Regions from separate parts of the Homo sapiens genome. Here region 2 is linked to region 1. The links are chromatin contacts, found by Hi-C or POLR2A ChIA-PET in ENCODE. All regions are on one chromosome and are shown on one strand. Each heading gives the region's core, a stretch centred on a gene start or an enhancer-like site at or near the end of the contact. The rest is flanking DNA. Distances are from core to core; before and after follow the strand shown. Region 1 overlaps NT5C2 (5'-nucleotidase, cytosolic II). Region 2 overlaps NEURL1-AS1 (NEURL1 antisense RNA 1).

The links. Hi-C counts contacts between places; a loop is a spot of excess contacts on that map. ChIA-PET counts read pairs that join two places held with the same protein, here RNA polymerase II (POLR2A). Pooled maps may share reads with other maps.
Region 2: a pooled map shows a loop between it and region 1 (2.5-fold over the local background). The contact joins two enhancer-like sites. A Hi-C loop is called at or near these places in 2 of 50 pooled maps. POLR2A ChIA-PET finds 5 or more read pairs at or near these places in 2 of 52 experiments (HCT116 and activated T-cell).

The regions. Positions count from the first base shown.
Region 1 is chr10:103,110,004-103,112,794 of GRCh38, forward strand. The region is part of intron 4 of NT5C2 (5'-nucleotidase, cytosolic II); the gene reads right to left. Among named protein-coding and RNA genes, the nearest start is that of NT5C2, 82 kb to the right of the region's middle. Within about 2 kb of position 1,340, at least 3 of the 41 ENCODE cell types and tissues checked have a DNase peak (open chromatin) inside an H3K27ac peak, as active enhancers do.
Region 2 is chr10:103,489,437-103,492,136 of GRCh38, forward strand. The region is part of intron 3 of NEURL1-AS1 (NEURL1 antisense RNA 1); the gene reads right to left. Among named protein-coding and RNA genes, the nearest start is that of NEURL1, 2.9 kb to the right of the region's middle. RefSeq lists a silencer at 1,179-1,248. Within about 2 kb of position 1,383, at least 2 of the 41 ENCODE cell types and tissues checked have a DNase peak (open chromatin) inside an H3K27ac peak, as active enhancers do.

The DNA of each region.
Region 1 (2,791 bases), core at 90-2,589:
TTAAATTTCCTTTTTCTCAATGAACTCAGAGTACTTCCTAAAAATATGATATATCTTCCCCATTTGCTGACGTGAAGTTATATAGCAAGTACAAACATCAGCTGAAGCCAAAATTTAGGTCTCTTTGAGTCTCCAAAAGCTCTTTGTAAGGCCAGGAGTGGTAACTCACACCTGTAATCCCAGCACTTACACCTGTAATCCCAGCACTTTGGGAGGCCGGGGCGTGTGGATCACTTGAGGTCAGGAGTTTGAGACCACCCTGGCCAATATGGCGAAACCCCGTCTCTACTAAAAACACAAAAATTAGCTGGGCGTGGTGGCTCGCACCTGCAGTCCCAGCTACTTAGGAGGCTGAGGCAGGAGAAATGCTTGAACCCAGGAGGCGGAGGTTGCAGTGATCCAAGACTGCACCACTGCACTCCAGTCTGGGCAACAGAGTGAGACTTCATCTCAAAAAGCAAACAAACAAAAGCTCTTTGTGATAGGGTATATATACTACCACTGCAAAAAGTGAATTTCTAGATTACATAAGCCATCAAAACTTAAGCTTGGGTGTTGAAACATACACTTCTCCCTCCAATTTTTTTCAACTAGTCCAAAATAAACTGCTCTACTCACAAGTGGGAATGGATTTAATAAAGAGAGTCCAAGTTCTACCCTGACAACACTATTTCATCAAGCTCTATTAATCAGTAAGACCTACAAGCTTATGAGAAAATGTCAGTTTTCCCAGATAATCACAAATGATTTTCCCAGATAATCATTTCAGCAACACAAACTCCTTGGTCATTAAATTATCTGCTATATAGTACAACCAAGGTTGGAGACGCAGAATTGCAGCCACACAGAGCATGAATTTAGATGTTTTATTCTAAGTGTCCCTCAGTGATAAACATATTTATTGTGACCTGGTGGCAAAAATTCCTGAAGCTAAGTACTGCCATTCCTTTAAAAATAAAAGTAAAATATAAAAAATAAAATTCCTTTTTTAATCAACCAGGCCCTACAAAGCCAGCCTCAGATATTTATAGGAAACCACATATATCTCCTCAGACTTAGAGCTTTATGCCTCTCCACAGCTGCAAAGGCTCTAATTTCAATTTCTCTCCCACAACTGTGGCAAGTAAATGATGCACAGCTTCAAGCTCAACTCTCACAATTGACTTTCTGTGGTTCCAAAACCCAGGCAATAGCTTCAGAGTAAACATAACTTCACACAATATCTGCTTATTTCTTCTCCCAGAAGGTACTCTGGCCTACCCCTAGTTACTCAATATCGGAAGACAAAGGAAGAAGCTATTTTAAGGGCTAGAGTCCCAAAAGGAGGACTGCTTCAGCCACTAGGACAGCACACAGTGTTCTCAGGTTACATAATTAGACTATAAAGAAAACAACCAACGCTTTGAAAGTTGAAGTTACTGAGAGCATTTAAAGATATTCTTTACTCCATAATCTGCAAGGAAAAAACAGTTCTTCAAAAAATAACTATGTTTTCAGGATGAAAGTTGTGGGCTCTGTTTTGAGTAGATGCTGTTCATACAAGATAGAATACATATTAAAGGACAAAGTCCCTTTGGAATGAGCAGAAAACTTTCTGCAGAGAAGTTTGGAATTCTCATGCACTTTTTACCATTGCCACCAAGACACACTATGTAGTAATTTATAGATTTAGAAAAATAAAGGGCAAACCTCTACAGAGGTTCCAGCCTAGCAGAGTGCTGCTGCCAAAATGAGAACTCACATGAGGCAGATGCAGATGCAGTGTGTGTCACTCCAGTCTTGAAGGAGTTACACTGGCTCTCCTGTTAAAAAACAAAAAGCAACAAAACAAAACAAAAACAAAAACAAAAGCTGGTTTTAAAACTGTTGTGATGGGCTGGAACAGAGAGATACCATTTGGAAATTGGTATTTACAGGAGTTACTACTGCCCTCCAATTTAGAAGCCTCTGACCATCACTAAAATTAGCCTAATTGGCCATAACAAAACAAGGGTATTGAAGATAAGCCTAAGTATTATTGTGTATTATTTACTTTTCTGGCACCCTGAGTCTGGAATACAAGCCAAGTCTGATCCTAAAATGTTAAGTCGAAAGACAAACAGAAAAATAAGTCTATTGGTCTTAGTTTATTTTCTCTAGCACATTTCAGGCTAACACGATAGAAACTGAATACAGCTGGCAAATGGTGTTTAAAATTAAACTATGGGTAGTGAAACAGACTGAATAAAGGATACAAATACCAGAGTGGCCTCATCTTGCTTCCAAGTACCCATTTTAGCTGAGTCTACCTATACCTAACTACTAGGTTAGTCATTATCAAGATTCTAGTCATCATTATCAAGATGACTAGAATCAACTGCACACTGCTAAAAATCTAACCAGATATCTAAATTTGGAATGGAAGGAAATTTTTAAATTTTGATTGTCAGTGGAAATCTGCCCTTAGTAAGCCAATTTATACTCTATAAAGTTAAAAGAAACTACCTAGTCTAGTAAAATAACTGAGTTGAAGATACATAATCCATTAAATATACTGACACTTTAAAGATATGCATTATGTTTAACTTTATAGGGAGTCATTTTCCCTAGAGACATTTAGGTTTTTGAAAACATGTCACTGGGCTCCTCCAATTCTTGGATTTTTGGGGTACTCAACCGAAGAGCAGAAATGACCAGATGCAATGTCTAAAAGTCCTAAAAGCATTACAACACTACCAACAGTCACAATGAAAACCAAAAATGCAACCCAACCACCCAAGAATAGTCATTTGCTTTTATGTTATAAGAATGA
Region 2 (2,700 bases), core at 133-2,632, 380 kb after region 1:
AGAGTTAGACTCTGTCTCAAACAAACAAACAAATAAACAAAACCCAAACAAAATGAAACAATGGGCTGGGACTTGGGGAATGGGAGGGTGCTACCTGTGGTAGCCAGGGATAGTTGTGGCTGTTTCCCATTTTAAGGTTAATTTCTCTGCCTGGAGGGAGGTGTCATGCCATTGACTAGGGTGGTCTCAATTCAGGGGAGTCCAGCTTGGCCTAGAGGCGCCCCACTTTTGTCTGCCTGAGGAAAGGTCATCACTCTGGTTGGTTCTGAACTCAGTATCCAGAGGCTCAGGGAAGGGAGTAGACTCTCAGTTAAATATGCTATTATTTTATCAACGCGGTAACTCTTCAAGACTTGAATGGATCTGGAAGCTATGGAGAGAGAGAAAGAGGAAGGGAGGTAGAGAGAGGCGAACCAGGCAGGAGCGGACAGCCAGGGTGGGAAGAACAGAGGTTGCAAGGAGAGAAAGTGACCAGGGTGGGAAGAAGCAGAGAAGGAAGGGCAGGGGGAAAGACGAGAGGGGGTGGGAAGGGGGTAGAGAGTGAAAGAAACCAGCAAGGGCCAGGTGCGGTGGCTCACTCCTGTAATCCCAGCACTTTGGGAGGCTGAGGCGGGCGGATCACTTGAGGTCAGGAGTTAGGGACCAACCTGGCCAACACGGTGAAACCCCATCTCAATTAAAAATACAAAAATTGGCTGGGCACGGTGGCTCATGCCTGTAATCCCAGCACTTTGGGAGGCCGAGGCGGGTGGATCACGAGGTAAGGAGATTGAGACCATCCTGGCTAACACGGTGAAACCCCATCTCCACCAAATATGCAAAAAATTAGCCGGGCGTAGTGGCAGGCACCTGTATTCCCAGCTACTCAGGAGGCTGAGGCAGGAGAATGGCGTGAACCCAGGGGGCGGAGTTTGCAGTGAGCTGAGATCGCGCCACTGCACTCCAGCCTGGGTGACACAGCGAGACTCCGTCTCAAAAAAAAAAAAAAAAAAAGAAGGAAAAAAAATTAGCTGGACATGATGGTGTGTGCCTGTAGTCCCAGCTACTCGGGAAGCTGAGGTTGGAGAATTGCTTGAACCTGGAAGGTGGAGGTTGCAAGATTGCAGTGAGCTGAGATCGTGCCACTGTGCTCCCACTGGGCAAGACTCTGTATAAAAAAAAAAAAAAGAGAAATCAGCAAGAAGAGAGCAACAGGGAAGGAAGGGAAGGTGGGAGTGGAGCTGCTGTTGAAGGAAGCTTCCTCAGGTCCCTGCCTGGGGCCTCCCTCTCCTGCATGCCTGTGTGTGCACTCACAACACCTACGCATGCACATACAAGGACACAGGTGTTCGCGAAAGTGCACACGTGTGCACTGACACCCACCCCCTCAGGCACTGCCCGCAGAATCTGCACTGCTGGGTGTGTGGGTGTTGCCACGGTGACTGGTGCTGGAGCATCACCTTGTGGGTATTAATAGCTTCCCCTGAAGCCATCAAAACAGTGACTTCATCAGCCCCAGTCTCCCTGGCAGTTTCCTTCTTCCTCTTCCCTTCCAGGATGGGTCTGGGAAGGGTCTTCTGGATCAGAGCCACCACCCAGGCACCCCACCCCTATGAGCTGCCTTGGGGAAGGATGGCAGGAAGGCCTCTGAGTTCTGCCCAAGGTCTGGGGGTAAGGAGACTGCTGGCCTTCTTTAACCCTCTGAGCTGGGTCTACCCTAAGTCCCTGCCAGGGAGGAGTTGCTGGGGCACAGGACTCCTCAGAAGGGCCACGCTCAACTTCTCTGAGTCCTATGCAGCCACACCAACCTCCTCTAGGTCCCTTCCTGGCCAGAGACCTAGTTGACTCTAACAGTGGTGTCCCCTCTTCCAGTACAGAGCTCCCTGAAGTACTAGGGTGAAGGTAGAGAGGGGCCTAGGGCGTGAAATATAAGAGGACCTAATTCCCAGGCTCGCGCAAGTGCAAGCTTGGTATCTGCATGAACTTGAGAGTTGGCGCCTTCTTCAATTTTGCGCCAGGGATGCCTTGGCTACCTCATCCTATCCCAGCCCTATTGATACTCCCATCAGCTCCTCAACCCTCAGTTCCCTGCCTTTGTCCCTGACGCCTCTCACCTTCCTTTGGGACTCCCTGGGATCACGCTGCCCTGAACTGCAGAACCTGGGCTGCCTCTGGACTCAGGTGAGCATCCGCCTCTGGCCTTCACTTCCCTCCTTCCCTTTGACGTCTTCCTCTCTCCCCTGCTTTGCCCATAGCCCCAGGTCTAGGCCATGTGGGGCCTGTGACATCCCTTTGTCAGGCGCGGTGGCTCATGCCTGTAATCCCAGTACTTTGGGAGTCCGAGGCAGGTGGATCACCTGAGGTCAGCAGTTCAAGACATCCCTGCTGTGCTCTACCTTTGGGGCCTCATCCCCTCCCCCATTCCCCTGCCCACACCAGGCTTCCCTGGAGCCACCGTCTGTAAATCCTAGCTAGGCCCTTGTACTTCAAACACACTCTAGCAGGATGAGTCTCAACTATGCAGAGTCCTCATATTTGTTCTAACTTGTGAAAGGCCTGATTCTAGTGGCCACTCACAGTGACTTCATTCCGGCAGATTTCAGGGGGAATATAAGTGTGTGTGCTTGTATAGGTGTGAGTGTGTGAGATAGTGTAGCGGTGTGTTAGCACATGTGTGAGTGTGTTGCCATTAAGAGCCTGTGGATTTCTGATGCATGAGTC